2 separate regions of the Mus musculus genome follow, and region 2 is linked to region 1. A link is a loop called in an ENCODE intact Hi-C map of the cell type or tissue named here. Cell type or tissue: gastrocnemius. All regions are shown on one strand. Links, peaks and the distances in the headings refer to the core of each region. The heading gives the core; the rest is flanking DNA. Region 1 holds the start of Fam136a (family with sequence similarity 136, member A). Region 2 holds the start of Dusp11 (dual specificity phosphatase 11 (RNA/RNP complex 1-interacting)).

Region 1 (11,407 bases), core at 2,124-10,123:
CATGTCCAGAGACCTGTTAGATGGAAGCAGCTCTTCAATTGAGGTTCTCCTCATGATTAGTTTGTCATCAACAAAAAAATAGCACAAGAATGCTTAGCTATACACTCTCCCCACCACTTGCTGTGCTAGTTGAAACTAGAAAACGAACATGAATAATGATAGTCTTTAGCAAAGACTGACCTCAAAGCAGGAGGGAAATCCTCAGCTTGCCTTACAGTACTGAAATTACAGTATGCACCTTTTACAATTTAGTTATAATATGTAAGTACACTGTAGCTGTCTTCAGACACTCCAGAAGAGGGCGCCAGATCTCATTAGGATGGTTGTGAGCCACCATGTGGTTGCTGGGATTTGAACTCAGGACCTTCGGAAGAGTTTTCTTAACTGCTGAGCCATCTTTTCAGCCCCCCCCCCCATGTACCTTTAATCCTAAGTTATCTTTTCAACATTAACAGCTTTCAAGTTATGATGCTCTCTGCCTTCCTCTTGGTGTTTCCCATTTACTGATATATCACTACCCATAAGAAAAAGGTGGAGACAATGAAACTTTATTTAAAAACCAAACCACTTGGAAAATATATTGCAGGCTTGACACAGCAAAAAGACAGATGTATCACTGTTTCAAGTAATTAATTGGTATAAATACAACATAGTACTTATCCAAAAGATAAGGTGCTATGTTGGGCCAGCAACACTGCACTGCAAAGAAAATAAAAAATAAAAACCACCCAGGCAAAAATGGCATTTGGCAAGAAAGTGTGTGCCTCTCTTGTTCTACAGTGGTCCTACCCATCTGTGGCCCAAGTTGCTCAGTTTCTGGCTTTCTTGTTGCTATAAGGCTCTGTAGATTCAGAGCTGATTAATACTGGGTTTGCACTTCTCAATAATTCCTAGTTACTGCTTATTCTTAGCGACTGGCATGTGAGTGACAGCCTACCCCCTTGCTTTTCATAAGGATGTGTCACTTTGCTGCACAAGTCAGTAAAGAAGGCTGTTTCCCATGTTCACTGTGTGACACTGTCCGGATTCTTCAGGGGCTTCTAGAGTAACAGAATTTGAAGAAATGGACATTCCCATCTTGACGGTACATAATACTAGGAACCTTTAGAAGTGACTCAAACCACTTTCCCTCCTGTATCATAAATCCAGTGTGCCCTGCATATAAGACAAAACTAAGCAAAATATAGATTTGAAAAGGAAATCCTTTCCTCTGAATTCCTAGCCTACTGGGTTTTGTTTCCCAGCATATGCAAGGTGGTGTGATGATACTTCTGGTCAACAGGATTTGTCAAGCTTCTCTGAGGAGATGCACCGATCCTCAGATTTTACCAGCAGGTTGAAGAGAGCTGCCAGCCTGGATGTTTGTAGTAAGAAGCTCAGCTCTTGGTACAAGGTTGATCTCTACTACAGTACAGACACTTGCATATGAATATTTAGGATCTAGACTTCTCCTCTGAGCTATCTGTGATCCAAATCTTAGCACCAGCTTCTTCCTACTTCACCTTCTAAGATCCGAATGTAAAGGGACTAGTGTCCAGCAGTGAGCAGCATTTGCCTGGAACTTGCTGTGTCTAAGTTTTCCTCATTCGTAAACGTTGCTTAACATATTAAACTTCCATTCTTCCTTTTAAATAGCCTGCCCGCAGTCCCGATGGTCACTGGCAAACAATTTTATTTCCCTATGGATGACAGAGACTCCTTCATCTTCTTGGTCATTGTTGGGATGAGGTGCATGTGGTCATCCACACACTTGGTCACACAGCTGTCTAGCTGTCGCTTCACCTGAAGCTCCTTAGTTCCTGCATCCATTGAGTCTTTGGCTTTGTCATTGCAATGCATGGTGCAGCGGGCCAGGCGGTCCTGTGATGAGAAGAGAGAGAAGGCTGAGAGGCTGGCTTCTGTTGTCTGAGTATTGGTCCCATGCCAGGCCTTGGGCTACAGGCTCGATACAGATCGTCTCTGCCAGTACTAAGTCTAACACTCTCTTGGTTCAAACAGAAGGTGCCACTGGGAAGGCTCAGACTAAGCACTGAGCAGAGGAATGGAAAAAATGAGCTTTATACAAGATGCTGGCAGCAATCAAATGACTACTGTTGGGCTTATAAATACCTCAATTCCTTTCCCACTCTTTCATCTTTCATGTGTGTGGGGGCTGTGGATTTTTAGACGTTTATTTGTGGATGTGGAGGCCTGAGGTACATGTTAGGAACCATCCTCCCTTGCTCTCCCAGATATTCACAGAGGCAGGGCTCTCAACCAATCAGCTAGACTTGCTTGCCGGCCAGCTGTAGAGATTCTGTCTCTGTCTTCTAGGGCTAGATTTACAGGTGGGCTGCCACACCCAAGAGACAATGGTTTCTGGTGATTTCAACTCTGGGCCTTGTGTGTGCATGGCATCCCCTCAACCATCTCCCCTGCACCCATTTTAATTCTTTACTGCCTGTCCTTCTACAGAAAGACAACTCAAATACTTTCAAGCATCTGCTATGTGCCAGGCTTTCTTCTAGTGTAGAATACAGAAATGAACAAAGTGAAAAGTGTCCCTGCTCGTATGGAATTATCAGTCTAGGGTAGAGATGGTAAGAGATGAGTAGGAAGTGAGTTGGGATTCAGGAATGAGGTCTGAACAAATGCAAGCACTGCCAGGGGTAGCTAACATTTTGGTTTCTCTTGGCCACATTGTTATCTACAGTTATCAGGGGTGGTGGTGAACACTTTTAACCCCAGCACTTGGGTGCTAGAGGCAGGCAGATCTCTGAGTTTAAAGCCAGCCTGGTCTATGTAGTGTTCCAGGACAGCCAGTGCAAACAGAAACTATCTCAAAAAAGAAAAGAAAGATCCCAGCACTTGGGAAGCAGAGGCAGGCGGATTTCTGAGTTTGAGGCCAGCCTGGTCTACAAAGTGAGTTCCAGGACAGCCAGGGCTATACAGAGAAATCCTGTTTAGAAACAAACAAACAAACAAACAAACAAACAAAACCACACACCCCCCAAAAGGGGAAAAACAAACAAAACAAAACAAAATAACTCAGGAAGACCTGTTGGAAGGTATCTAAGAAAGCATGGGGAGATAGAAAATTATTAAAATACATTACCTGTATGAAACAATCAGAGAAAAATTAATAACTAAAGTAAGTTTATACCTTTACTTTTTTTTTTTAATATGCATTGGTGTTTTCCCTGAACGTATGTTTGTGTGAGGGTGTCCGGTCCTATGGAACTGAGATTACAGACAGCTGTGAGCTGCCGTGTGGGTGCTGGGAATTGAACCTGACTCTGAAGAACAACCCGTGCTCTTAACTGCTGAGCCATTTCTTCAGCTCCATAGCTTTTGTTTTTGAGATTTTATTTTTTATGTGTTTGCCTAAATATAATGTCTGTGCACCACATTTGTGCAGTGCCCGCAGAGGGCCAAAGAGGGCTTCAGATCACTTATGACTGGAATTACAGATAACTGTGAGCCACCATTTAGGTGGGTACTAGGAACTGAATCTCTGGAAAAGCAGCTAGTACTCTTAAATGCTGAGTCATCTCTACAGCCCCAAATTAATATACATTTTAAGGAATTTTATACAACACAACATAGATTGTATTTGGTACATCAAAAAGGCATAAAGGTGCTTGGTTAGAAACCCCCTTGGTAACTTTCTTTTATATTACTGTTTCTGTGGCAAATATAGCACAACTTAACAGCACACCCAGGGCTTCTTCCAGAATATCAACCCTCACGGACACCAGGGCTCCCACCAGTGTTGACAGGACCTAAGGCAGAACGAGTGTTTCTCATCCCCTGCCAAGGAGCTGCTGTTCAAGGACTTGGGAGCTGTGAGGCATTCCTGACCTGGAACCTTTCCAGCTCGCTGGTGACCAGAGCCTGGGCTTGAGCCAGAGGCGCATGGCAGCGCTCGATGCATTGGTGCACCTGCTGCATAGATGCTTGGGTGTCTTCACAGCAGTTGGCGCTGCACCGGAACATGAGGCCCTGGGGAGCGAAGACAGAGCCTGGTGAGACTGGAAAGACTCTGAGGACAGCTCTCGAAGGACAAGGCCTTGGAGGCCATGCTTCTCTACCTGTTTTGTTTTATTTTTCCCGCCGTATCATCAGGACTTCGTAAGACTGGGACGGTTACCAGGCCTAACATTTGTAGGATGGGGATATATGTTCTTGGGAGCGCGCTTGCTAGTTCTAAGAAAGCCTTGCGTTCCATTCCGCACAGCACAAAGCCAGGGTGGTGGCCCATGCCTGTAATCCTCGCACTCCAAAGGTGAAGGCAGGAAGATCGGGGGTTGGAAGTCAACCTGGGTTAAAAGAGACCCTGTGTGCTGCTATGAGCTCACTGATAAGATAATGTACCCAAGACTGAACCGGAAGAAACCACGTTCTGAAAATCAGTTTTTGTATTTCTGTAGCAGAGTTCAGAGGTCGGCCTGGCTAGTCAACGCCCCACAAGGCGATCGAAACAGTAGAGGGTGATTAAGGGGTGAAGTTAAGCGAGGCCAGTAGGGTGAGGGAGACGGGGCCCACGCTCACGGGCGTTCAGGGTTCGTGGCATCTAAATCAGCGCAGGACGGCCCGAAGGGATTTCGGTCTGGTGGTTCTCCTGGGCCGGTCCCTCCGAGCCTCGCGCCAGATCACCTCAGGGGCGGCCGAACGCTCGTCACCGAGGCCAGGTGGGAGGAAACCGCCCCACGCGAGGCCCGGAGCTCGAACGTCACCGCGCCACCCCCGCCCGAGTTTCCAATCCCGTTTGGGCGCCGGACCGCGCCGCTACCTGCATCTTCCGGATGTTCTCTCTCTCCACACTTTTCACCATGGCGTCCACAGCCTCCTGCACTCGGAGTTGCTGCACCTCCGCCATGGCGACCCTGAGCTCAGCCGCGCCGGCGCCCGCGTGTGCACCCGCTGCGCCCCGCCCCCTGCGCCCGTGCGGGCTTCTCAAGCCACTGAGTCCCACCCTCCGGCTTCGCCCCGCCCTCGGCTGCGCCCCGCCCCTAGCTAGTGAGTCCCGCCCCTTTGCGCTGAGCCCGACCCCCCACCGAGTCACCGCACAGTCTTCCGAGTACCTCGCCCTGGCCCCTGGCCATTGCGCCCTTGTCCTCAGTAAGCGTTCCCGTTCCCGCATCCTCATCGCCCCCTGGCGTCTAGGTTAAGCAACTTCAGGCAGGAGACAGCGGGCGCGCCGCTGGTTCTTCCGTGGAGCCAGGCTTTTGGTGGCCAAAGATCTCTTCGTCGTCTGACTTCTTTTCTTCCTCTCTTTCTCTCTCTCCCTCTGTCAATCCCAATTTTAAAAAAGCGAATGTAATTAGCAGCTCTTGTACAGCTCGATCAGATTTTATTATTGCTATCTTTGTCTTGGTTTCTTTTTGTTGCCGAACAGAATTTCATTAAATGTACATACCACAATTTGCTTTGTCAATTCCCCAGCTGGTGAACATTTATGCCGAGTTACTAGTTACTGCGAGTAAAGGGTACGGTATTCTAGATTGTCTCAAGAGTAGTGTGGGGGTATGGAGGGGCTGTAGATAGCGAGACCGTTGAGTAAGGGCGAGCTGTTTCTGAATGGATTGGTTCTGTCAGCCATGTGCTCTCGTGTTCCCATTTCTACTGTCTTATGCAGTCATCTCTGAAACACAAGTGGTCCCTTCTTCCCATGGGCCGATGCAGAGGGGAGCATCATTAGGTTAGGAAGAGGGCTACTAAAGGCTGCGTTAGAAGAGCTTGGGCTATAAGTGGTCCCATAGAGATAAGGGAAAGTTCGAGTGTTTCGGGAAATCTCTCTCGGCGAGCTAGCATTGAATTTTTGTATTGAACTAGAAGGCCCTTGCCTGGCACTCTGGAGAAGGAAAAGAATGACAGGCAGGTACGGGAAGCTTCAGAGGGCAAAACAGAAAAAAAAGGTTGAAGCTTTGTGGAATAGCCTGGAACGAAAAAAAAAAGACTAGCGTGTGAAGAGTGCTTGAGATTTTAGGCACTTGCTGTGATTCGCCACTAGATGGCAGGCTAGCTCTGTTTTGAGGGTAGGAAAAGCCACACAACCCATTGTCCTTTGAGAAAAGCTGTGTTCCTCCATGGCTGGGCTTTCCCTCTCTCAGATACCAGGGTTGGGGATAAAATGTGTCCACTACTTGAAGCCGGACTTACAGGGATCTTCCAGGAGCAGCTGGAGCCAGGGCGATGGCAGTGGTCACCCAACAGACCAGGTGCTTTGCAAGTACTTTGAATGGGGTCTGAAGCGGACCCTTCAGTGTCCATTTTTCTCTCACTGTGCACAAAGTCAAAGCAAAGGGAGGGGAAGACTCTGGAATATTTAAATCCTAGCAGGGCAAGATGGCTGCCTCAGCCGCGAAGACACCAGACTGTGGCAAGACTCTTGAGACTCACTTCATGATTCCAGATTCCATAGAAAATTCTTTCTAATAAAGGCACAGTTTAACACTTCTCACTTTCTCCTTTATTTCTAATGTGTATCATGGTAGTTTCAGCAGCTGCTTCTACAGTAATGCTGTTAGTCACACTGAGATCTGGTGGGAAGCCTTTGGTAAGACAACTTTGTTAGTTTCAGTATGGCAAGACGAGTGGTTCTTTGATGTTTATGGAAAGTGACTCCTGACATGTGAGGAACCTGCCCCTGTAAGACAGTGGTCACTCTTTAAAGACTGGATCTAACGGCTTGAAGACAACAGGCCATGCCTCTCTGCAGCTCTCTGTAGGACCAAGAGTTAAGAAGCTAGCTATCTGTGCCGTGCTCTTAGAGTATTCCCTGATTACAGGTCCTAACCTATACCTGGCTCCTCCGAGCTCTTTGCCATGGACGCTGTGTTGAACCAAATCACAGGTGTGAAATGTTCCTTAAAATTGACATAAAAGTCTCATATGTCCTTCATTCCTGGGATGTCTCTGAAGAGACTCCTTGACCCCACCCATTCCTCTCATGACAGCTGTCCTCTTCTCTCCTCTGATTCTCTTCTAAAATATGTTTATTTTTATTTTATGTGTATGTGTGTGCCTGATTATATGTGTGTGCATCACATGCATGCAGGGGCCCATGGAGGCCAGAAGAGAACGTCAGACCCTCTGGAACTTGAATTACTGGTGTTTGTGAGCTATCATGTGAGTGCTGAGAATTGAACCTGGGTCCTATGCAAGAGTAGATAATGATCTTAACCACTAAGCCATCTCTCCAGCTTCATCTTATTCTCATGATAAAGCGCCTCTCTAATTTTAATTTTTTTATATTTTAGTATTTATTTATTTGCTTGAGACAGGGTTTCACTTTTTACTAGCCCTGGCTGTCCTGGAACTCACTATGTAGACCAAGCTGGCCTCACTCTCACAGAGATCCTTCCCTGCCTCTGCCTCTGCCTCTGCCTCTGCCTCTGCCTCTGCCTCTGCCTCTGCCTCTGCCTCTGCCTCTGCCTCTGCCTCTGCCTCTGCCTCTGCCTCTGCCTCTGCCTCTGCCTCCTGAGTGCTGGGACTGAAGGCATGTGATATCACCCTCCTGGTGCTCTCTGGGTTTTAAAGGGAAGCTTTCTCCTCTTCTTCTTGGGGTGGGTTATGTGGTCTCTACCCCAACCATATATCCAGTGACTGTATAGAAAATGGAAGAGGAGTGAGATTAGAATCAAATATTAAGACTTGAGCAAGACCTAGCTAGGGAAGGGAGGGGGTAATTGTCAACAGAACCTTAAGATAGGTTGAATACTCCAGGGAAAGGGCCTATATAACTTTGCAATCCTAAGAAGGTGACCAGACTTCAGAGGGTAATGATCATATGGTGCACTTTGTGATAGAGGGGCTTAGGCAGACCGAAAGCACTCCAAGACTCAGTGTGAGTGGCAGGAAGCCACACAGCAGCAGGAAGCAGTCAGTGTTTCTGATGCCTCTGTGAGAGGTCTCTGTAGTGCAACCAGTGCTGGAGTAGCTGAAGCAGAAAAGATCATGGTGGAGCAAAGGCCCTGGATTAGTACATAATGGTCAAATAACTGTTTTGTGAAAGAGTTTATTCCAGGTGTGTGTGTGTGTGTGTGTGTGTGTGTGTGTGTGTGTGTGTGAGAGAGAGAGAGAGAGAGAGAGAGAGAGAGAGAGAGAGAGAGGGGGAGAGAGAGAGAGAGCATGCATGCAGATATCTGGATCAAATGCCTTCAGGAGCCCTTGGATGCCAAAAGAGGGTTTGGATCACTTACAACTGGAGTCAGGGGCATTTGTGAGTTACTGTGTGGATTCTGGGAAGTAAACAGTGTCCTCTGCAAGAGTAAACAACCACCCTTTAAAAGTTATCTTTGAAATTAATTTTAAGTTTGTGTGCACGTGTATATGTGTGTGTGCTCCTGTGTGTGGCACCTGCAGAGGCCAGAAGAGGATGCTGGGTCCTCTGAAAGTGGTTGTAAGCTTCCTGGTGTTGGCAATGGGAACTGAAGTCAGTCCTCTGCGAAAGCAGTGTTCTGATCTGCTTAGCCATCTTTCCAGCTCCCGGATTGTGCTTTTTCACTATGTATTATGGCCAGGAGATTAATGAAGTCTGGAGCCGAGGAAACACAGTCTGCAGATTCCATCTTAGGCTGAGCATCAAACTGCTGTCTGTGTTCTCAGCCTCTAAGTATGCAGCCTCCACAGTGATGGTGCAGCCACCCTTCCTCCCTCTGTAAAGTGTGGACGGCATGATTAATTCCTAGGTGTGGCGGCGGCTTTGAGATGGTGTCTGTAAGAAACAAGGTAAACAGTTATTATTGCTGCTGGAAATGTTGTGTTTCTTTCTCTCACTCTCTTATTAGTGTGGCTGTCAGAGCAGACACAGCGATGGCCTGGATAACAGTGCATGGAGCGGGCTGTGACCAGCATGTACGTTCTAGTTTTGTTCCTGGGACAAAATACCTGAAAAGAGGTGAACTGAGGGGCTGGGGAGATGCTGGCTCGGCAGGCGAGAGCACTGGCTACCCTTGCACACGACCAAGGTTTGATTCCCAGCACCTGCACAAACATCTGAAACTCAGGTTGTAGAGGACCAGCATCCTCTTCTGGCCCTCTCCGGTACTGCATACACACAGGATGCAGACATACATGCAAGCACATTCATACACATGAAATAAAATGAATAAATCTTAAAGGATCAACTGAAGGGAGGGAAGGTTTGTTTTGTCCTCTAATAAAGTCTAATAAAGGAAGTGGGAGCCTAGAGAAAGACTCGGCAGCCAAGGGCATATCCTGTTCTTTCAGGGGACCCAGGTCCATTCCCAGCACCCACATGTGGCTCACAACTGTCTAGATCTCAGTTCCAGGCGATCTGACTACCTCTTCTAGCCTCTGCAGACTCAAGACCTGAGTCTGTCTGCTGTACTCTTGCCTGCTTCTCAGTGCAGCAAGGTCTGTTCGTGAAACTTTGGCGGAAGCCTTTGTTTCTGGGCTGACCTTAGGCTTTTCTCTGTCTGAGACTTGATTTCTTCACCCGTACGATGAACTGTTCATCCATCTCTGTGATTCCCATCAACTTTGTTCCCCAAGTGGCCTATCAAAGATGCTGAGACCCCCTTGAACCAAACGTGGAAGTGTTGGAGCGAAGGGGAGACTGCTTCTGAGGCTGTGAGAGTCAGCGACAGAGCCTATCAACTCAGAAGGGAGGGAAGCTTTCCTTGGCTCAGGGATTTGGTGGTTTCGGCTCAAGGCCAATCGCCTGCTACCTTTGGCCCCGTGGGAGGCAGCATACCATGGCAAAGTGTGCAGCTGGGAAGCTGAGAGGAGGGGCTGGAGTCCTTCAAGGACACTTCACTTCTTCCCACTGGGTTTCACCTCTTAAAGGTCCACCATCTCCGGGCAGCACCACAGACTAGGGGCCTTTGGTGGACATGGATCCAAACCTTAACAGGGTTCTCTGAAGACTGGATAGGTGTGGTAGGGTACTGTGGGACACAAAGGTCCTTGCTTCCCACAGATCACTAGGGAAACCACCAATGTTAAACACACAGGGACCTTGTCTCAACAGAGGAGATAAAATACCAATTTTCCTGCCCAGAAGGCTGGGCTTGGATCTTGTTAACAACCTGGTGACCCTTTGGCTCTCTGCAGAACCAGACCTCACCAGCCTTCTGCTGTAGAGGCAGACCTCACTCCAGTTCCCCAGAACGATTATCCCAGACTTTTCTTTCCCTGGACTGTTATCCATCCTTAGGGGAGATGTCACACGTATCTTTTAGCCTTGCTGACCTTTATGAGACCACATTAGATTCTAGGCCTTTAGCTGTAGAACCCACCCTTATGGTCACATGTACTTTGTAAATGAGTTTCTAAGTTGTCACACCTTAAGTAAGCTTTATGGTGCACCAGGATTAGAAAGATTGCTGCCTGGAAACCTCTTCCCAGATTGTACTGTGTTTTAACTATGCTGACAATGAACTGCCTGGCATTAGACTCCTTAAAGTCTGATCCAGGTTGACAAAGTCAATCTGAACCAGGTTTTCTTCTTTCTTCTTTCTTCTTTCTTTTTTCTTTTCCTTTCCCTCCCTTCCTTCCTTCCTTCCTTCCTTCCTTCCTTCCTTCCTTCCTTCCTTCCTTCTTTCCTTCCTTTCCTTTTGTGGCTGTTGTTGTTTTTTTCCAAGACAGGTGTACACCTGGTTATCTTAGAAGTAGCTCTGTAGACCAAGCTGGTCTTGAACTCATAGAGATCCTCTTGCCTCTGCCTCCTAAGTGCTGGGATTAAAAGCATGGGCTGCCACTACTGCCAGGCTGAAGCAGGTTTTTATTCTCAACTCTTTGAGGCTTCACTTCCCTGTCTGACACATGCAGGGACCCCCTCAGTGGGTTGGATGAGTCCTGGGTTTAAGGGACTAGAAGTGGCCTCTTGCAAGGGGACCCAAAGTTGTTGAGGACTCTTTTAATCTATGGTGAATACTTTACCACGTTGTACAGATGGCACAAACACACCCAACTCAACAGGAATAGCAACAGAAGGGCTGGAGGCAGTATCAGGATGTCAGTGACTTCACACTGCAAGAGGTTTCTGATTAGACAGTAGGCGAACAGCTCCTACCCCATGTGGGCTGGAACTACTGTGGGTCACATATGAGAAATAGAAAGTTGCCATCCATTTCTGAAAATATGTTGATTAATTTGTGTCATTAAGTCAATGTAACTGGAGCTCTGGGGTGTGTGGTAGGTGGGAAGAGGTACCATGCTTATGGTCTGTGCTGAGGTGGGTGGATAAAGGGGCTGAGAAGCTCTGCTGACCCCTCAATAACTCTGGGCCTTAGGACAAATAGCCTCAGCTTGTAGCTCGGGAACCCCAGACAGGCAGGGCCATCTCAGTCCAGCTATATGCTTAGCAGACTCGCTTTTCTACTGAACAATGGAAGATGTGAGACTGGAGACAATGGCCGGGCTTTTCTTCTTTCCCTGTTGGCAGCATGGAGGGTTCTTA
Region 2 (11,407 bases), core at 1,078-9,077, 400 kb after region 1:
AAACAACACTTGGAAGTGAAGATGCGTGGTCAGAATGGTATACTGCTGGCCACACTGTGACACTCTACGGCTTGCACAATGAGTTGTTTTTCTATACTTTGTTTTGGTTGGTTGGTTGGTTGGTTGGTTGGTTAGCTGGTCTGTTTGTATGTGTTTAAATTTCAGAGCGGGGGAGGTTGAGATGATGTGCATTTGGTGCAGGATGTGAAACTCACAAAGAATCAACACAGAGTTAAAAATAACTTAATCAAGTGAAACACGTTATACCAGGGGAAGCCCTCATCCGTGCTGCCTTTTATGATAGCTGGCACCATGCCAATGACAGTGTTCCCACAGCTGGTACTGTCATTGAAAGTATAACAACGTAAAAACAGAATTCTAGGCCTTTAGGCCCAGGCTTGGGAATGTGGCCTTTGTAAAGGTATGCTAATCATAAAACAGCGACATTCCTCCACCCACCCGCTTCCTGGGTTCAAAGAGTGCTCATTCAAAGAAAGTCACCCAGAACCTGCAATGCAAATGTGCTATTGTTGGGGGCTCTTAGAAGCTGTCTTGAGAGTTAACACTTACCAGGTATTCCTTGTGACTCTTGTAACTTTGCACTTCCTTGTGACTCTTAACTGGTATTTTTGGTATTTTCCAACAACGCCCTTCCCACCTCCTTAAGTTGTGGTTTCTTCCTTTAAATACCCCTAATCCAGCTACTCGGGGCGCCACGGTCCTCTACCCCTGCGTGGTGTATGACCGTGGGCCCGAGAGCGCTCTTAAATAAAAATCCTCTTGCAATTTGCAACAAGACCGTTTCTCAGTGATTTTGGAGAGTCGCCTCTCCTGAGTCAGAACGTGGGGGAGTCCTCACGTTGTGGGTCTTTCATCATCTGCACTGAATTTGAGTTTGTGGCCAAGTTCAGTTGAATTCTTCATTTGCTCTCATGATAGGAGACAGAGACTGGGTCACTCTGAGAGAGAGAGAAAAAAAAAAAGAGGAAAGAGATTTAACCCTGTTCCAGTCGTGCCAATGGTCAGCACAGATGTGTGTATACCACAGACTGCTCCTCAGGATATCAGAGAAGATAAGACACCAATGCAATGACAACGCAGATGAATCCAGTGAGCAAGTCCAGCTGGAGTAACACAAAGGAAGCAGAGTTGGCACCGGGGACATCTGTGACCTGGAGACCATAATGCAAAGTGGCTCTTGGGGAGAGTTTGGCTTAAACAAACAGCTTAGATATTGGCATTTAGGTAGCTGTGAGTGAGACACTTATCAGAGGGCTGTGCATAACCCAACAGTCACCACACACAGCCTTCTAATATTACCAAGGGACATAGGAGACAACTCAGCTAGGCAGGATCCCAACGCATGCCTTCTACAATGTGATAGGAGCCAGAAGCTAAAGGCATCAAGGCCAGGCACCCTCATTAATTTAGTAAGTAACTATCATACCCAAGTCTATCTCAGCACCTAAGCAACCATGAGAAAGGAAAACTCACTTCCCGATGTTTAAGGATGCTGGGGTCTAGGGCTGAGAAGCAGCAGAAGGAAGAAATAAACTTCCAAGAGCTGCGAGCTCTGTGTATCAGAGTTTGGATTCAGAGGAAATGGAGCAACACAGTGAAAGGATCAAAGCCCAGCGAAAGGATCATACATATCTCATTCTGCTCTAGAGGTCTTTGCATTCACAAATTTTATTTATTATTATACCTAAGTACACTGTAGCTTCAGACGCACCAGAAGAGGGCCTCAGATCTCATTACAGATGGTTGTGAGCCACCATGTGGTGGCTGGGATTTGAACTCAGGACCTTCAGAAGAGCAGTCAGTGCTTTTACCCACTGAGCCATCTCTCCAGCCCTCAAATTCAGACTTCTTGAGGTCTTTTCTTAGAAAATAGGCAACATTGTTTCCATATCTTTTAAAGAGCAAATTCTGTTCTTCAGAGTATAGGGCTTCAAGGAAGCCTTTCCGGGAGCCAGTTAAAACAATTAGTGGATTTTCTTTCATTTATAAACAGGTCTCAACCATAGAGCCATTTTGCTCTCCCAGAACCACATCCCACATACTCTCTGTTTATATTTGGAGGAACACATCACCGAGACCGATTCAGGCATCATCCTTAGCTGCCCAATATGGGTATATAACTCAACACTGGACAAGAAGGCTGCCCCGGGTTGGATAGGTCTGAGAAGACAAAAGCTGAGAATTCTTAATGAGTCCAGCCAGCTATGTCTGATCCACCAAGGAAGGCAGGCCAAGGAGCTTCATGAACTGGCCCCACCCTGATTCCCCAGATCACGCCAGGGAAATGCTCTGGTCTGCTAGGTGGAAAAGGAAGAGGGGGCGATCTGCTTTGTCCTCCTGATTCATGGCAGTCAAAATAAGCTGAGCTTCTCTCAGTTTTTTCCTAGCTGGGCTCTTACTGAGAACAAGGCTTCTTTGTTCATTCCTGTTTAATTATTTTTTATGTCTAAACCATTCCAAGCTTTGTTCTCCAGTCTCTTAACTCCCTCTGCTTCCCTTCAGCAGGAAACAGCCAACTCTGAATCCCCATGACTACTTCAAATTTCCATTCAACAATCTTTCTGGGTTTCACCTCCCTACATTCCATCCTGCCTCTGCGATGTTTATGTGAAGAGGAGCCCCTCTGCCCTTCTGGTGTGCTACTGTATTATTGTCACGTTAGCTTGCCCCTCTTGTCTTTCCTGCCCTCCTCCACTGACTTATTTGGTGTAAACCCATCAGACAACTCCATAGGAGAATGTGGATAAGCCTTGCAGGCATTAGAATCCAGAGGTAAAAAGTATGTATCTTGCAATTACACTTTGACTTATCAAGCATTATTGTCAGAATACTCACCTTACAATTATTGTAAATATTATGAAAAATAAATATAAGCTACATTTAGAAATTTCAAACTAAAAGTTTAAGCTTATTTTAAAATTTGCTGTCATAAATTTCTATAATCTGGGACTTAGTCCACTTCTCTGCAGATGACCTCCCTGTACTTTGGTCTTCCACTTGTACGATTCAGATGTCCCCGGCAAGCACGGGTCCTGAGATTGTGTAGGAACTTCAGACTTGGGCTCCTCTTTTATTTCAGGGTTATTTTTGGTGCTTGCTAAAATATAAAGCCATGATGTCCACAGCTATTGTGACACCTGGCAAAGCGATATCAGTAAAACTGGCTGTGGATGGAAAGGTGAGCTGACAGCATTTTTGACAAATAGAATGAATTGCTTTTTTAAAAGTGTATTTCATCCCAGTAATTTCTTGTCTAGGTATTCAGATGCAGTATACACCTATAGGAATGTTCACACCACAGTGTTTTCTGTAATAGTAGATCAGAAACACAAACCAAACCAAACAAAAACTCCAATCAGGTTAAGGTGGCCCATACCCTTAATTCTAGAGCTGAAAAAGGAGCAGGCCGATCTCTGTGATTTCAAGGGTAGGTTACTCTACAAAGCAAGTTCCAGATCACAGAGCATTACATAATGAGAACTTACCTTAAAACAAAAAAACTCCAAACAGGTAGAGGAATTTCAATATTGGAATGGTTTAAAAAAAAAAAAAAAGTTGGGGGGGGGGTTGGAGAGAAGGCTCAGCAGTTAAGAGCATCGACTGCTCTTCTGAAGGTTGTGAGTTCAAATCCCAGCAATTTCATTTCTACATGGTGGCTCACAACCATCTGTAATAAGATCGGATACCCTCTTCTGGTGTGTCTGAAGACAGCTACAGTGTACTTACATATAATAAATAAATAAATCTTAAAAAAAAAAGTTGGACCGGGCCATGGTGGTGCATGCCTTTAATCCCAGCACTTGGGAGGCAGAGGCAGGCAGATTTCTGAGTCCGAGGCCAGCCTGGTCTACAGAGTGAGTTCCAGGACATTCAGGGCTACACGGAGAAACCCTGTCTCGAAAAAGAAAAAAAAAAGTTGGTATTTTTAATTATGTTGGTTATAATAAGTGTCCTGTGTCATTCAAAATTAGGAAGAATATGTATGTTTCCCTGCCTGTGACACTATACACACATATATGGATGGAGAAATATGTTAAATATATCAAATAAGGAGAAATATGTTGTATAAAACTTTTGATTTATTTCTTTTTGGCGGAAAAAAAAGATACACCCGTGTGAAAGCAAATATCATGTATATACAAAATGTAAACAATTGACAACGTTCACGAAGAATGCAGGGATCAGAGGGTTGGGGCTGGATTGTCTGTTCCTCATTTGGAGCAGTTCGGGTGGCGCTATGAGACCCCAACTTAGAGCGTTTCTCCCTGGAAGGTAAAGCCCCTGGATGTTCCCCAAGCTTGTTTTCCCTGATCTTTAAAAATACAGCTAGAAAGAAGCTCTTTGTTCTCTATAGCCAGCAAAAAGCCTTTTTGTTTCTATACTGTACAACCAGAGATGCCTGCCTTCCTGTGCCGAGGACACGGAGATAAAAATTCAGAAAGAACTCACTCCCCACTCCTGCCTTGTAAATTTCACCAAGGACGCCCAGAAGAGCTCTTCCCAACTCCTCCCACTTCTCCTCCCAACTCCTCCCAACTCTCCTCCCAACTCCTCCTACCTCCTCAGCTAGCTGTTAAAAGTCCCCTAATGTCACCGCTCGGGGTTGAACTCCTCTGCCCTGCACGACAGAGGGACTTCTCCTCAGCTAGCTGATAATAAAACCTCTTGCAGTTTGCATCAGGTGCATCTTTTCTCTCGAGATGTTGGGGTGTTGGCCAGTTCATCCCAGGACTTGAGCAGAGGCCCAGCATCGGGGGTCTTACAGCGCTAGCAATTATTCACATAGCTACAAAACCGGCCTCCAGCTAAGTGCAGCACAGTCGAAACCGAAGGCAGGCTGACAAACCCTACTTTCAGTGCGACGTGTGTCGTCAGCACGGCGGGGCAAGGCGCATGCGCCCTAGCGAGACGTCGACGCGTCGCGTTCCTTTGCGGGCGCCTCTGGATCCCGCGGCCTCTTCTGGCCTCCCTGAAGTCGCCACTTTGGCCGCTCTGGCACGCCTGGCGTTGGGTGGGCGGCATCTCTGCGCCCACATGAACCAGCATTATGGCCGACATGGTCGTGGACGGGGCCGGGACTTTGCTGCCTGTGCCCCACCCAAGAAGAAGGGCAGAAACCACATCCCCGAAAGGTAAGCGCTTTGGTTCCGGGCTTGGCGTTCCGGCTGCCTCGGTGGCCTCGAGTCTCCGAGTGTTCCCTGGCCTCGCGCCCCGCCGCCTCCCAGGGTCCTCCGCGCCGAACCCCACCACACCTCCCCACCCCGCATTCTGGGGTCTTGGGTCTGTCCCGACAGGACTCTGTGGAGCTCGGGCCTGGGCGGAAGTGCGCGGTGGGGCGCGGCTGCCTGTATTGAGGCGTCCCTTGATCTCCGAAGCCACAGGCTTCTGCTTGTGTAGGCGCTGTGCCAGGATCCGGCCCGAGCTGTCGACACCCTTCACTCGGTACCGGCTCGAGGGGTTCTCTTGCTTTCAGGATTCGGAAAGCGGAGGTGTCCTTTGAGGGAGTTAACCCTGCCTGGGCCAAGGGCTAGTTTTAGGATTTTGCTCACTGGTGCAATGAACCCTTTACTTGCGGCTGTTTGCTTCCCCTCTCCGATTTCATCTCCACAAAAAACGTGGCTAGACCGGCCTCTCCCCTTCCTAGAATTCATCAAATCCTTTTTTTTTTTTTTTAATCTCCACAAATAAACAATACCTAAAACTCAGGATCGACAGAATGCTCTGCCCCGACTTCCCGGACTTCAGTAAGCACTTCTTTTTTATGTCTACAAATGAGCACTATCTAAAATTCAGGATGGACGTGATGGCCTCTCTCCCTTCCCAGAGTGGATATCTTTAGATCCTGTCAGCTAACCTCCAACATCATCCCAGTGTAGAACTTGCCTGACAGCTTGCAGAAGACAGCTGTCTGTCCACTGGACAATCCATTTTTAACATACCTTCTATAGTTAACTATTTAACTATTAATTACTAAGTAAAGTATAAGTAAGTTATAAATAAATTGTTTATTGATATTTTAATGTAGCTTATTTCATTATTAAATTATCTATTGGATATAAAATTGTTAACTAAAAATTAAAAATAATTTTAGCTATTGCTTATTTGTGGAGATAAAGCAAGATAAATATCAAGTAGTAATTGTGAGACAGCTCATAGATGTAAGATAAAGCTTGACTTTAAGAATAAAAACCTTCGGGGCAGTTCCAGGACAGCCAGGGCTACACAGAGAAACCCTGTCTTGAAAAATAAAAACAAAAAAAAAGAATAAGAAGCCAACTTCTTGTCATGGTCTGTCACACTAGGTTCCATTGCTCTGGGGCCCACTATGTCTCCAGTCTGTCACCACTCTGTGCTCACTCTCTACTCCAGGGATGTGAATGAACCGGACTTATTTGTAATTCATGGCCATAGACCAACTCAGCTGTGACTCTCCACACTGACTTCTGATTGAACTGAATTTCGGGTTGTAAGAACTGGGAGATTTCTACATATTGAGTTGATTCACTGGTGTGGAAACTAAAAACAATATGCAGTGAAAGTATTGAATTTGAGGTCTGTCAGCCAGTGTGTAGGCATTCATTACTCCTTGCTGGTTAATAGTTTTAGTTACCATAAAAAGTATGAGTTTCATGATGATATTTTCTATATGTATGGCATTCTACTTTGCCCATGTTCACCCACACACATACACCTTCCCCTTTCTCCTGCCCACATTTTGCTAGTTTCTTTCCTCCCCCTAAATAATTCACCACAGTTTTCATGTCTCAAATATGTGTGTGTGTATATATATATATATATATATATATATATATATATATGTATGTATGTATATATTATATATATGTATATTATATGTATGTACATTATATATTTAAAACTAGATTCCACACAGGAGGGGAAATATACACTATTTGTCTTTCCTTTTCTGCCTCTTGTTGCCCCTCCCTCCCTTAGCCCCCTTCCCACTCCGTCATAACCCCCCTTCTATTTTCATGTCTAATATTACCTTAGTATTTGACACGAGGCTGGGTTTGTTAGGCTGTTCTGCTATGGCATTTCTAGGTTTTAGATATTGTTTGTGGAGACCTGTGTGCTCTTTTGTTGTCTTGTATCTGTTTTCAAGATGGGGAGACAGAAAGAAACATAGTAGGTTGCTACTTGTGTGGAATAAATAGGTTAAGAGACATTCTGTATGTGTTAGGTGCCCAGTATCTCGGAGCCTTATTCTTGGAGACAAGGTTGGCATTCAGTTTGACTAACAAATACCCTGTTTCACAGGTGGAAAGACTATCTCCCAGTTGGGCAGCGGATGCCTGGGACTCGTTTCATTGCTTTCAAAGTTCCTTTGCAAAAAGTAAGTGAAAATTAATTTAGGATCTTTTCAGAAATATCAATTCTTGATTGAGAGAATGCTGGCTCTCAATCAAGAATAATTATAATGTGTTATATTTTGTGTCAGCCTGACTAAGCTAGATCATTCAGTATTCACTGTCTTGATATGGTAGTTGCTGTGCTGGAAATTCAGTAGAATGGAGGGAGGTGTTCACTTGTGAATTGCATTGAGATTTTAAGGCTTAGGCAAATAGGAACAAGTTTCTATTTGTTTTTTGTTTTCTTACCTATTTAATGTTGAATAGGACATTCTAAAGTTTTTCAGGCAGGGAGACACAAACACAGGAATATGTATATATTGAAGTGAGCATCTCTTCCCACTAATGGAGGAGAGATGTTGCGAGCTTCCAGGGGAACAGGAACAGCTCTTGAGTCTCACTGTCCTCACCTCAGGGGGCTGGGTAAGTGCATCGTGTGCTACAGGGCTTCAAGTGGGTTTGCTCTCTCTTCACTCTCTGACAGAAATTTGAAGCAAAGCTTATGCCAGAAGAATGCTTTTCCCCTTTGGATCTGTTTAATAAAATACAAGAACAAAATGAAGAACTTGGATTGATAATCGATTTAACATATACTCAGCGCTATTATAAAGTAGAGGTAAGTGGCCCTCTGACTGAATAAAAAAAAAACCCAAAATTCATAGTAATTTAACAGTTTTCATCCTATGCTGATGCAAAGACTAAACTTCATTCATGGGTAGCAATAACTAACTTTTAAAGAAGAGCAAATAGTTTTCCTAATTTCATGTAGAAATGAGATTGGAGGCCAGGCATGGATGGTAGTTAATGGCTATAATCCCAGATCTTAGGAGTCTAAGACAGGAGGATCACAAACTCAAGGCCACCTTGGACTACATAAGTCTTCAGCAATGCAAAACACATACACACTAGGTTGGCGACATGAATTAAACTATAATATGTAGTAATTATTATTAGTCTCTTTAATCAGCAAAAGTTCTATAACCATTGAACATTAATTCTCCCTTCTCCTATATGCCAGACCCCTAGTAAACCTCTTATCTGCTTTATTACAATGAATTTCCTTGATCTAGGTATCTTACAGAAGTAGCTCAATGTAACATGCATTTAAATTTTAAATTAATTAAAATAGAACTCTGTCATTTCCTTTAACCTCTCCTTACCCCACCTTCACATCCATAGCCTCCTACTCTGTATTATTGTTGCATGTACATGCAAGTAAACAAATGCAGCCTGCTGAGTCCGTGTAGTTCTGCTTGTGTGTGTGGCTTTTTTCAGGCTGACCACTTGACGGTACTTATATCTGAAGAGTAATTCTCCCTTTCTCAGACATTTTTAATTGCCTGTAGTTCTTTATCCAGGGGTAGGGCCCTCTGCAGTTCCTCCCATCCATGTTGGCATGGCAGCTGATGGGTACTGTTCAGATCTTGTGTAAGCACTCATAGTGTTGACATTTCATTGTTGTAGCCTTCCTTGACATTCATATGAAATATAATCTTGCAGCTGACCTCCTGGTCCTTGAGCTCTTATAATATTTCTGCCTCCCTCTCCTGAGCTGTTCTCAGAACCTTAGATGGGAGAGTTGTATTTAGATGTATCAGTTAGGGCTGAGCAGCTCGCAGTCAATTGTTTTCTGCATTTTGGCTAGATGTGGCTTTTTGTAAACTGTATGCTGCAGGAGGAAAAAAGCATCTTTGATGAGTTAGGATAGTTACAGTTATCTGTGGAGTAATTTTTTTAAGGTTTATTCTTATTTATTTGTATGAATGTTTGCCTGCTTGTATATATGTGCACCACAGACATACCAGTTGTTTGTGAGGACAGAAGTAGGCATTATGTCCCGTGTAACTGGAATTACAAATGGTTGTGAACTGTTGTGTGCTAGGAATTGAACATAAGTCTTCTGCAAGAGCAGCCAATGCTCTTAACCATTAAGCCATCTCTCCAGCCCCAGTATCATGTAATACTTGCCTTTCTGTGACTGAATGGTTTTAGTAATTATGTCTCTGACATTTATTAAAGCATATATCAGAATCTTTTTCTTTTCTGGCTCAATATTAAGTTATGTACATATGTTCTATAATAGATATGGTCCTATCTATTTTACCCCATGCTGTCTTCTGAATTCCCTTACCCCTGTGTATGTTGGGGTGCGGGAGGGTTGGGGGAACTGTTATTCTTTGTTTTGTTTTCATGAGAAAGAGTCTCATGGTGTGGCTCTAGCTGGCCTGAAATTTATTATGTATACCAGGCTGGTCTCCAGCCCACAAAGGCAGCCTACTCCTGCCTCCATGTGCAGAGATTGCTTGTGTGCACCACCACACACAGCATGCTTTGTCTTATTTTAAAGAACTCAAATATTATAGAATTCATCTCTATATCTTTGGTATGTGTATTTAAGATATAATACTTTTTCCTTAACATCAGTTCTTTTATATCAGATACACAACTTGATAGTTCCTAACTGTCATAAGAATTGTTAGTTTGCAGTTGGTTGTCTGTCAGTTCTGATTAAGTCTACACATTGCTGTCCGTGTCTCTCTCTTTTTGTCCCTCCCTTGAGTTCTTGCTTTGAGGAATCCAGCCAGGCTGTACCATCTAAATGTTAGCTCTGTGCCTCCACGTGCTAGTACCGCTGGTTAGTTCTCTCTCTGCCAGTGGGCTGGCACAGCCAGATTCAGGATTCTGCTTTCCTCTCTCCTTTTCTCCCTCCTCCCTCCTTTTGATCCCCTAACCCCTGGTTTCCCTTTCCTTTCCCTTTCCTACCCTCCTTCCCTCTCTTCCTTATTGTTTTGTTGGGGTTTAGCTTTTGAAACAGAGTCCTAGTATGTATCCCTGGTTGACCTAACACTCAGGATCTTCCTCCTCCGTCTCTCTAATGCTGGGATTATAACTATATAGCACTCCACCCACCCACCTCCCTCCCTCCCTCTCTCTCTCCCTCCCTCCCTTCCCCTTCTTCTTCCTCTTCCTCCCCTTCCCCCCTCCCTCTCCCTCTCCTTCTTCCTCCTCTTCCTCCTCCTCTTTCTTTCTTTCTTTCTTTCTTTCTTTCTTTCTTTCTTTCTTTCTCTCTCTCTCTCTTCCTTTCTTCCTTTCTTTCTTTCTTTCTTTCTTTCTTTCTTTCTTTCTTTCTTTCTTTCTTTCTTTCTTTCTTTCTTTCTTTCGTTAGTATCTCATATAGCCCAGCCTTAAACTTAAACCGAGGATGGCCTTAAACTCCTGATCCTCCTGCCTCTGCCTCCCAAGTGCTGTGATTACAGGCATGGACCACCACACCCAGCTTGATTTCCTTTTCTAAAAAGTCTTTATTTGTTTTAATGTGTGTGTGTGTGCTGGCATGAGTTTATGTGCAACACATTCATGCTGGAGCCTACAGAACTTAGAAAAGGGTGTCCGATCCACTGGAACTGGAGTTGCAGGCAGTGTGATTGGCTCTCTGGGTCTTGGGAATTAAACCCTCATTCTCTTCAAGAACAGTAAAGGCTCTTAACTGTGAGCCTAATTTTCCTTTTAACATGGCGATTTTGAGCATTTCTGTATATTTCGAGATGGGTTTTTGTTATGTAGCCCTGACTGATCTTAAACTCCTGTGCTCAGCCTACTGAGACACAAGGACTACAAGGGTGTACAACCATGCCTGCTGTGAGATGCTTTCACACAAGTGGTCATGTATCCTTCAGTTAGGAGGGCATAGAGTGAGTGGTTGTCTCTTATGGTATTACTAGTTAATTAATGACTGATCTATTAATTCCTTTGAGGCTTCAAAAAGTTGATCTTCTTTTTCTTTTTTCTTTTGAGACAGGCTCTTGCTGTGTAGCCCAGGCTGACTTCAAACTCAAGATTATCCTGCCTCAGCCTCCCAGGGTCTAGGATTACAGGTGTATGCCACCTTACCAGGCTTTACAAGGTGAATTTTATCGTTCATGTTTTATTTAATGAAGTTTCTGTTTGTTTATTTACTCGGTGATGTCCACAGGATCCTTTCCTCTGTGTGACAGCTTTCAAAAGAATAGCTTGGC

What was found. A loop is a pair of places that touch in the nucleus more often than their neighbours do. Peaks named below come from ENCODE experiments on the same cell type or tissue, not always from the same donor. Only the 100,000 strongest peaks of a DNase experiment are listed, where the experiment ranks them.
Region 2: it touches region 1 in a loop (14-fold over the local background); 2 of 42 quality-filtered maps call a loop at or near these places.

The regions. Positions count from the first base shown.
Region 1 is chr6:86,359,184-86,370,590 of GRCm38, reverse strand. It overlaps Fam136a (family with sequence similarity 136, member A), which reads right to left and starts at 4,945. Exons shown (of 3, transcript NM_025591.3): 1 at 4,772-4,945; 2 at 3,841-3,981; 3 at 533-1,860. The coding sequence starts at 4,858. The coding sequence ends at 1,672. In gastrocnemius, for the core only: CTCF peaks have their summits at 5,142 (motif pointing left) and 5,977 (motif pointing right); DNase peaks (open chromatin) are centred at 4,208, 5,034, 5,616, 6,013 and 1 more place; H3K4me3 peaks cover 2,213 bases; H3K27ac peaks cover 2,240 bases.
Region 2 is chr6:85,955,184-85,966,590 of GRCm38, reverse strand. It overlaps Dusp11 (dual specificity phosphatase 11 (RNA/RNP complex 1-interacting)), which reads left to right and starts at 4,924. Exons shown (of 9, transcript NM_028099.4): 1 at 4,924-5,153; 2 at 7,300-7,375; 3 at 7,876-8,007. The coding sequence starts at 5,056. In gastrocnemius, for the core only: no CTCF peak of the experiment used is centred there; DNase peaks (open chromatin) are centred at 4,918 and 5,302; H3K4me3 peaks cover 3,196 bases; H3K27ac peaks cover 2,740 bases.